Linked DNA regions of Homo sapiens: region 2 is linked to region 1. A link is a contact called in ENCODE Hi-C data. All regions are on one chromosome and are shown on one strand. Each heading gives the region's core, a stretch centred on a gene start or an enhancer-like site at or near the end of the contact. The rest is flanking DNA. Distances are from core to core; before and after follow the strand shown.

Region 1 (5,002 bases), core at 1,836-4,335:
TCTTGTGGTTTCTAGGAGACCTTCTCCCCTCCCCTCATTTCAACTATCTCCTGTAGAATGACCTCCAAATCTGAATGTTCGGTCCGAGCTCCAGAGTGTCACCTGCATGTCGAATGGCAGTGAAGGGCAGAGGAAAAAGCATGGCCGCACATGATGGCAGACAAAGGCTTGTTCCTGTTCAGCACTAACAGCTGTAAACTTTGCACAAGTGATTTCATCTGAACATGTGTTCATCCACTCATCCATAAGTAGAATATTGACACTCGCTTTGCTGAAGTGGAATAAGTTTTGCCTTGTCTATTTCATCCATGGCACTTACCATGCTCTAGAATGACATCTTTCCATGCTCTTCCCCAGCTGAAATGAAAGTGAGGTCCTTGCCAGCAGGAGCCTTGCCTCCTTTCTCCTCACTCTATTCCTTGCCCCAGCAGTCTCCTAGCACAGGCTCAGTAACATCAGTTCCTCATTCACTTTCTCTCCTCCTATATCCCTTTGACTTCTCAAGGTCAGTATGTATCAAACCAAACAACTAATCATTGTCTTCACTAGACCTGACCCATGAATTTAACAAACAAGTATTAAGTGCCAGGGTTAAGGGTTGAGACAGAAAGAAGATAGTTGAGACATTGTCTCATTGATGGAAATGTTCACTGTCTACTAGGGAGATGGATAATGACACTGGAATATGTATTTGTGACAGGATTAGAGACATTTCTCAGGGGGCCCCAAGCATAGAGAAGGAATGATTCTGACTATAGGGGTTGGAAAAGCCCTCTCAGAGAAGGTGATAATTATCCTGGGTCCTGATGAAAGAGTAGAAATTTGCCAGGCAGAGAAGATTGACAGATGGCTAGAAGAGTGGTGTGATGGGGCATGAACTAACATGGTGTGTTCAGCTGGAATGGAGGGCTGACACCATTTTCCCCCATTTTCTTAAGTGGAAATTTGACACATACACAAGAATAGAAAAAAAAATAGTTTAACACCCAAATAGTATAAAACACCCAGGTGATCACCCAGCTTCAACAACTATCAGCTCATGGACAATCTTGTTCTACCTACATGCTTACTCACTAAACCCCCATACCATTATTTTGACACAAATCTCAGACATTGAATAATTTCATTTGTAAATAATTTTTGGTTCTACATGCTATAACAATTCTGTGAAAAAAATTTTAAATAAATAAATACTTTGGTATCTTAAAAAGTTAAAGTATATCCTCTTTTTGTCCTTAAAAAGGAGTGATACATAGCATACTCTAACACTGCAACTTGTTTGTTTTATTTGTATCTTAGCCATCTATCTGGTGACCACACTGTATCAGGATATGTAGAATTGCTTTCCTCTTTTAGGAGGCTACCTAGTATTCCATTTGTGAATAGTTAACCTAGCCAGTCACCAGCTGATGGGCATTTAGGTTGTTCCCAATCTCCTAACATAAAAACAAAGCTGAGAGAATACCCTTAAATATACATCTTTGCTACCTATGGGGATTCTTGGATGTGGAATTAAATTCCAGTACATTCTTGGATGTAGGTTACATTCTTGGACGTAGAATTGCTGAGATCTTGTGCACATGGATTCTGAAAGGTGCTCCCTATTTGGCCCAACAGGTGCTTTAAATGATAGGACAAGGATGCTTTCTCTCTGTTGTCCAGGCTTTTGACACTTTGGAGTTCTCTTTCTGTCCCTTCCTTCGTTTACTCAGTGACATATCATACCAATCCAACTACCCCCAGCCTCCTCCCTCCATGTCCACTGCTGTGGTCCTGGGTCAGGCCTGAGTGCTTTCTTTCTTTCTTTTTTGAGACAAAATTTCGCTCTTGTCGCCAAGGCTGGAGTGCAGTGGTGCAATGTCGGGAAAGTAACTGCAACCTCTGCCTTCCAGGTTCAAGCGATTCTCGTGCCTCAGCCTCCCGAGTAGCTGGGATTACAGGCACATGCCATCATGCTCGGCTAATTATTGTATTTTTAGTACAGACGGGGTTTCACCATGTTGGACAGGCTGGTCTCGAACTCCTGACATCAAGTGATCCGCCCGCCTGGGCCTCCCAAAATCCTCGGATTACAGGCGTGAGCCACCATGCCCAGCCAGGCCGGCGTACTTTCTTATCAGGACAGTTGTGGCTATCAAGTCAGCACGTATTCTAATCATCTGCCAAAGCGAACATCCTAAAACAGGAACGAAATCATTCTCTTACTTAAACACCTCTGTTGGTGTCTCATCTACATTATTAAAAATCTAACTCCTTAGCCTGCCTTCAGTGCACTCTTGTTTGTCCCCAGATTCTCACTTATTTCTCATATACCTTAGGCTTCACTGAAACTGGATTCTGGTGCCTTACCTGGGACCGTGTTCACCCATTCCCTTCTTTTTCTGCTTGAAGAAAAGTGTTGCTCATCCTTGAAGGTAAACTTAAACTCCATGTCCTCCATAAAGCCACACAGTGTTAAGGGCCACTGGTTTTGGACTCAGGTTGACTTGGATTCTTATACTGTCTCTCTTTTGGGGGGATGTCATTTAATTCTTCTGAAACTCAGAGTTTTCATCTGTTAGAGAAAGACAAAAATACCTACCTTGGAGGATGATTGTGAGGCTCAGGGATGCGGGAATATAGTAGGAGCTGAATTAAAAGCAATTCTGATTATTTCCGTGGTCACTATTGCCGCCCCACCGCACTTGATTGCAGCCCCTGGTGCTACACCAGCTACATTTGCTTTATGTGACAGCAGGTTGTGGACAAGACTGCCTTGATCTCTAGACTGCAAGCTCGCTGTGGGCCGGGCTCACGATTCACCCCCGGATCTCCCAGCCCTGGCACCAAGCCGGCACTGGGGGCGCGCCATGCCTGCAGAATAAGTGGGGAAAGCGACAGGGATAAACGTAGAAAAACAAGCACAGACAGACGGAGAGAGGGCAGACTGGGAGGCAGGTTTTTCCCGGAGTCTCCACCGAAGGACAGAGAGGGCGGAGTCAGAATCGGGGGCGGGGGCCTGGCTCAGGAGGTGGGGCCTGGTTCGGAGGCGGGTCTCGGCGCGGACCCCTCCCTGGTCCGTCAGTGAACGTGCTCCGCGGGCTCAGTCCGCCCGCCGCTGCGTCCCGGAGTGCAAGTGAGCTTCTCGGCTGCCCCGCGGGCCGGGGTGCGGAGCCGACATGCGCCCGCTTCTCGGCCTCCTTCTGGTCTTCGCCGGCTGCACCTTCGCCTTGTACTTGCTGTCGACGCGACTGCCCCGCGGGCGGAGACTGGGCTCCACCGAGGAGGCTGGAGGCAGGTGCGTGGCGGGAATCCGGGTTCGGGTCAGAGGAAGGGAGCCGGGTCCGAGGACCGGGGCTGGGAATCGGAGATTCGGAGATTCGGGTTCCGGTATCGGAGGCGTTGGGAATTGAGGTTCACTTATCGGACTGGAATCCGGGTCTGGTATCCGGGCCCGCGTCCGCACGGTCTCGGACAGAAGGGTGGATGGGAGCCCGGCTCCGGGCCTGACTGGGACCTGTGTGGTGCTGGCTGCAGGGTGTGCAGGGCGTCACGCCGCGGTGCCTTTGGTTGGGTGGATTTGCCGAGGGAGACGCGGCGCTGAGCCTGCCCGCGCCGTTGCTTTCCCAGTCCCAGCCCTGGGCCCCATTTCCAGCCCACCTTCGCCCCCGTGCGGGCCCCCAGCCTCTTCAAGTCCACTTTCAACTGTCTCTCCTCCTCCCCACCCCACTTACGTCAGGTCTGCCCTTGAGACTTTAGACATTAGATCTTCAGGAGAAATATTGCATAGACAACTTTAAATTATTCACGAATTAATTATCGACTCTGCCCGTCTTCCTGGTTGTCTCTACTTTTACCTTTTTTTTTTTTTTTTCTGAGACGGAGTCTTGCTCTGTCACCCAGGCTGGAGTGCAGTGGCGCGATCTCGGCTCACTTTAACCTCCTCCTCCCGGGTTCAAGCGATTCACCTGCCTCAGTTTCCCAAGTAATTGGGACTACAGGCGCGCGCCACCACGGCCGGCTAATTTTTGTATTTTTAGTAGGGACGCGGGGGGGGGGTCTCATTATGTTGGCCAGGCTGGTCTCGAACTCCTGACCTCAGGTAATCCGCCTGCCTCAGCCTCCCAAAGTGTTGGGATTACAGGCGTGAGCCATCGCGCCTGGCCTCCTTTTCCCCTTCTAATGAACGACTGGTCGAGGCAGGAGGCAGAGCAATACTTACCTGGCCGGTTTTTGTGAGTGCTGCATACTCTTTATAAAGTGCATGGAAGTGTGCCTAGTACAGCATTGCGTGGTTAAGGGAATTACTGATATTTGACTATTAAGGCAGCTGTTTTCAGTTACTGTATTCTTTTGCTGTAGCTAAGAAGGCTCTGCTGTGGGTGTCGGACATACCGAGAGAAACTCTCGTGAGAAGTAGGAGGGTTTGCTCATGATTAATCAGTGATGGATTCAAGGACTGTTCAGATGGCAGAGGCAAGATAGCCTTGCTACTATAACCCTTGGGCAGGATTCAAAGTGCATTGAGGACCAGATTAAGAGCAGAGTTAAATAGTAGGCTCTTTGAAAGGGTTCGATTCAAGCCTGACATATTATCAAAAAAGTTACATTTATCCTATGGGATAGATATACTTTCCTGAAGAATCTCTAATTGGCTTTATAGTGAATGCTAAAAAGTCGTTTTACTTGGCACCTCAGGAACAGTTTGAAGTCTGAATTGTTCTTGGTTTGTGGGGGAGGCAGTGTCCTTGAAAGGAAGGCAATTTGAGACATTTAGAACTTGCCTGGAAATGAATCCATTTGCCTCTTAAGAACAGATTCTAAAATCCCAGAGCTAAAGGGGAACTTAATGACTGTTTAGCACCAACCTCTCACTTTTTAGATAAGGAAAGAGACTCAGGGACTAGTCCAAGGACGTAAAACAGAAAGTAGCAGGGTTGGGATGCTAACCCAGGTCTCTTGCTTCCAAACTAGGGCTCTCCTGTCTGTCTCCGCAACGTCGTATCAGGTCATCTGTCATTGG
Region 2 (5,002 bases), core at 1,349-3,848, 5.0 Mb before region 1:
GCTCAATATCACCCAACTACTCAGGCATGAGAGCTGGAATTTGAAATCAAGTAGGTCTGACCACAAAACCTGGGCTCCTTCCTCTATTAATATTCTTGCCATGTCCTCCCAGGGCTATTGTGAGTAACAAGGAGTATCATATATACAGAATGCACTTTGGAAATTTTAAAGTTCTATACATATATATGGTTTTGGTAACAAGTAATAATCTGTATGAAGATATGGGTATAATTGACCAACCTTTCTTTGAAGAATCAGAACCAAAGGAATTAGCTTTTAATCTCCCTTCCATCCTCATGATCTGACCTTATTTTGAACATTTTCCTTTTCCCCCACAAGGCCCCTGTCTCTCAGGCACACATTCAGTCATATCCCAGCCAGCTCACCACAATGCATGTACATGGAACAAGCTGATAGAAGCAGGTGATCCCATCCTTTACTAATGCTTGGTGCGGGAGGTACTTAAGTGGGCACCACTGGGCTCTTATCTTCCATCAAGATGTATCACACTCTGTTCTCAAGCACTTACCAATACTGCATACAAATGCTATGGCCTGTGAAGGAGGCAGCCAACTACAAATGCTGGACACTCAATTTAAGGACGCATGGCAAAGCCAGTAGATAGTAGTAAATTATTGCATGAAGTTCATCAGAATAAAATCAATTGTCATGAGAAGGGTTAAGGGTGTGGGAGGGAATCCATTTAACTTTAAAATACCAATAATACAGGAAGACTAGTGTGGGCATGTGAATGTCTGTGTGTTCGTGTTTAAATAAGGCAAGTTTGTGTCCAGAAAGGTTTGCATTTAGCAGCATCTCTGTACAATCCAAAAGAAATATATGAGAATTTTGTTTGTTTTCTGATACTAGATGAAAAATGTAAGGTTGCTCGACTGACCTAAGAGAGCAAGGATAGAAGGCTTAGAATAATCTGTAACACAGCTGCAACTTCCAACTTTGTCTTCTTGTCTTTCTGCCTCTCACCCATTTCAAGACCCTCTTTGTCAATAAAGGATGTCTCAGATCAGGGCAGTTCACAGGCCTGAGGTTTGACCTAAAAACTAGTAGGAAATTCATATCACCGAGAAACATCAATTTTACATTTCGAGCTAAGCATCCATGATCCACATCACATATGGACAACATTCAGAAAATTCTTATTATAAAAGAGTTGCTCAAATTCAAAAGAAGAAAGACACCACATTTACAGATTTTTTTAAAATGCCTCTGTAAGATGGTATGAAATCACCTTTCTGAAAACCCACTGTCTGCAAGGTTACTATGTAACAATATTTACAATAGTTGCCATTGGTTTTGAACCAACCAGATGCCAGGCCAGGCACTGTGCTAAACATGCTACTTGAATGATCCCATTTCATCCTTCCAACTACCCAAAGGGCTCATTGTGACCATTATAAATCTCCATTTTTTGGCTGGAAAAAAAAAAAAGGAAGAAAGAAAGAAAAGAAAAACCCAGTATCGGAAAGGTGAGATAACTTGCCCAAGTTCACACTGCTAATACATGGAAGAGCTGGAGTCAAAACTCAAGTCCTCTTTCTCATCCAGTAGCTAAACCAGGGATCTGTACAGCAGAGCAGCAGAATGCTTCGCGTGGCGCCCTGGTTCACAATTTCACAACCAGAAGGTGGAGGGAAGACAGGCTGTGGGCTAGCTCTTAAAGGAAACAGCCGAAGTTTGCTTTTATGTTTGTGATTTTCTCTTTAACTCAGCTTCCTTGCTCCCTCTCAGTATTTAGAAGAGGGAAGGGGCTCTATGGTTCCATGAAGTCAGCTCTTCCCAAGTGAGGGGCACCCTGTGCCCCACAGGGCCACTAGCTCCGCTTCCTCCGGGGCTGGGAAGAAACAGTACCATAGGAGGTCACTGGCGCCCGGGCCTCGCTCCTCTCTCCCCGCGCTCCTCCAGAAGCTGGTCCGACACCCTCTGAAGGGGCATCTTTCTGAGAAAGCAGGTCAGGGGAAGAGGGAGTGAGGCTGCAAGCAGCATTTTCCCAGGCTGTCACAGCTCTGCGCTGAGAGCGACGTGATACCGAGTGGGCGTGCTGGGACACACCGCTTCCTTCTGTCCTCGGCGCTTCCAGCAGCGGTCTGGAGAAACCAAGGAGGAGATGGGGGCGGGGGGTGGTAGCGGGGAGGGGGCGGTGAGGAGGAAAACAAGGGTAGACCCCTCAAAGGGCTGAGGATGGGGGCGGCAACGAGCAGACGTCCCACAACCGCGTTACTTAAATCCCTGCAAAGCAAAGATGGGTCTCTGAACGTTTGGGTTCGAATCCGGGCTCCAGTCCTAACTAGCAGTATGACCTATCCCAGCCGCTGCCTCGTTCTGTGCCTCAGTTTCCTCTTCTGTAAAGTAGGAGGGTTTAACGATAGGATCTCTAAGAATCCGTCTACCCTGAGATTCTGCGGCTTGGTGACTTCTGAGCCCTCACGGCGGCGCGAGACTCACCTTTCTTGGGAAGCTGAGAGGGCGCAGCAAAAGCAGCCGGGATGGGTGCAGTGTCGCCGGGCACTGCTTCCTTCCGCGCCTCTGGCCAAAGCGGACCCCGGAGACCTGGATCCCGGCAGTCTTCCCCAGTGAGCCTCTTACTTTCCGCCGCACTTTCTTTTCCCCCTTTGGGGCTCCTCCCCCGGAGCGGCGCGATTGGCCACGGCCTCACGGCTCAGGCTCCACCCGCCGCCTTGGCTCGCGATCCACCGGCGCTCTGGGCTTCCAGGAGCTGCGGCCGCGGGGCGGCGTCCTGGACGGTCCCGCCCGCCGCCAGGAGGCGCGGCGCCGGGCCCGCCTGCGGACGGATGCAAGGCTGCGCTCGGCCCCTTCGGCTCCCTGCCACCGCCTGTGCGGGCTTGAGCGCGCGGGGAAAGGAGAGGGTTAGTCCTGCAGCGCAGCTCGGCACGCTGCCAGGCGCTGTGGGAAGCTACGCCCCTCACTACACACCGAGGCGCACACATGCGCTCATTGCAAGATCGTGCTCTCGCAGTTGAGATCGGTGCCACCCTGCCCTTTCTTCCTGTCTCGACGTATTTAGCAATCATGCTGCAAGGCCTTGAATCAATTCAGACTGCACGATTTTCGCAACCACCCTGTGCCGGCACAGAGCGCGGCAGGATGTAGATGCGATCTCCGCAGTCCTGAGCTCTTGCTGTCTTGAACTGACATTCATATGAGCAAGCAACAGGACATGACAGCAAGACTAAATCTGTATTGTCCACTGGTAATATACCCATTGCCTAGCACAGTGCCTGGCACAAAGTAGGCACTCAATACATGTATGGGGAACGAATAAAAGAACTAATAGGTTACATAGAAGGAAATAATCTCAAAACAAATATTTGCCTTCATTCATTTCCATTTCCCCAAGTTTTTGCAAGAGCCTTCCTTCAGCTGCCCTCTGCCACTGTAGATGGTAGTCTGTAATATATCCCGGGAAGCGTTATAAAGGCTTTCATTAAGTCATCTCTCTTGTTCAGGCACCTTCTGCTGTGTTCCTACTGCTAGTGCCTCATGATTTTTCCTGACTGGCAAGGCCCTTCATGACCTGTCCCCATTTCTGAAACCCCCTAACCAAAGCCACCTACCAGACTGACGAGTCTTCGCACATCTTCTTGCTCATCACATCTTCTTTTCTCCTCCTCCTACCTAACTGAATCCTACTAATTTATTTTCAAGAATCAAGATTCAGAGAAAGCATTTAAGGAAAAGGAGAAAAAAGATGTGAAATAAGAAAAGGGCCCAGGTGAGTGGGAAGGAAATGAAACCAGCAGGTGCCCGTGCTGCTAAAGGTGCACAGCAGTACGAAACTCAGAGGCTGCCCCTGCCCTGGCGGAGCTTCAGTTCCTAAGGTGAAATATCAGTGTAATTGGAGCCATAGAAATGTTCATGATACTTTACTTCTTGACATCACTTATGAAAATTAATTGCTCAAAATTTTTATTTATCTCAGGATACCTGGGACCCAGCACCTGCTCACAACATTGTCACTGAACCAAAGAGAAAATAATCCAAAAGAATTTAAAATGTTACCTGTATGAAGCAACAATAAAACATTTTCTGATTTATTATTCATTCCTTAAATATATTCTGGGCACAGACTTTTATATATATATAGTACACTGAAGCATTTACACAGTGCTTACAAAATAAAAAGGTGCAATCATAAGGACTTTGTGTATATTAATTCAGGTAACCCTCAATACAACCTGGAGGGTGCTATTATTATCTCCAGTTCATAAAGGAGATAAAGGGAATTTAAATAACTTGACCAAGGCTACAGGCCTACAAGTGGAGAATACAAAATGAGACTAGAGACACTCGACGTTCATGCTCTCAGCCGCTACTCAGTCTCATGTACTACCTAGAAGCCAAACAGATGCTAGTAATTCAGAATTGAACCAGATGTATATTCCCGGACATTGAAGGGCTACTCATAGCTTAAGGAAGATAACATTAAGATGAATAATCATATAGACAAATATTCATAGTATATTGTAGTTTGAACACAATATAAATGGTTGGAAATGAAAATGATTAGTTAACCAACGCTGTCTACGCACAGAATAAAATATTTGCATCATAACTATCATATTATGGAAATATGTCTACAAAGAAAAAGGCTTACAAAATAAGGTTGAGTAAAAGTTGTGGAGAGATGAACACCAATTGAAAGGAATGTGAAAAAATGTTGATATGTTAGGATTACAGAAATAGAAACATCTCTTTTTCCTTTTACATTTAAGTGAAATAAACCAAGCACAGAAAGACAAATTTTGCAAATTCTCACTCACACGTGGGAGCTAAAAATTAAACAAAGGAACTGAGATATGAGAGTAGAATGATGGTTACCAGAGGCTGGGAAGAGTAGCAGAGGCAAGGGAGTTGTGGGGAAGGGAGGATGGTTAACGGTTGCAAAAATATAATTAGCTGGAATGTATAAGACCCAGCACTTGATAGCACAACAGAGTGACTACAGTCAACAATAATTAATTAT

The links. A loop is a pair of places that touch in the nucleus more often than their neighbours do. Pooled maps may share reads with other maps.
Region 2: a map of CD8-positive, alpha-beta T cell shows a loop between it and region 1 (28-fold over the local background). The contact joins the promoter of IL1RAP here to the promoter of TMEM41A in region 1. A Hi-C loop is called at or near these places in 3 of 168 maps with a recorded cell type or tissue (CD4-positive, alpha-beta T cell, CD8-positive, alpha-beta T cell and naive thymus-derived CD4-positive, alpha-beta T cell) and 5 of 50 pooled maps.

Annotation. Positions count from the first base shown.
Region 1 is chr3:185,497,118-185,502,119 of GRCh38, reverse strand. It overlaps TMEM41A (transmembrane protein 41A), which reads left to right and starts at 3,085. Exons shown (of 5, transcript NM_080652.4): 1 at 3,085-3,277. The coding sequence starts at 3,159. It overlaps TMEM41A-DT (TMEM41A divergent transcript), which reads right to left and starts at 2,971. Exons shown (of 3, transcript XR_924792.3): 1 at 2,350-2,971. RefSeq lists a silencer at 2,964-3,103.
Region 2 is chr3:190,511,681-190,516,682 of GRCh38, reverse strand. IL1RAP (interleukin 1 receptor accessory protein) reads right to left here and starts at 2,598. Exons shown (of 12, transcript NM_002182.4): 1 at 2,464-2,598. RefSeq lists enhancers at 1,408-1,907, 1,908-2,409, 3,162-3,251 and a silencer at 2,662-3,011.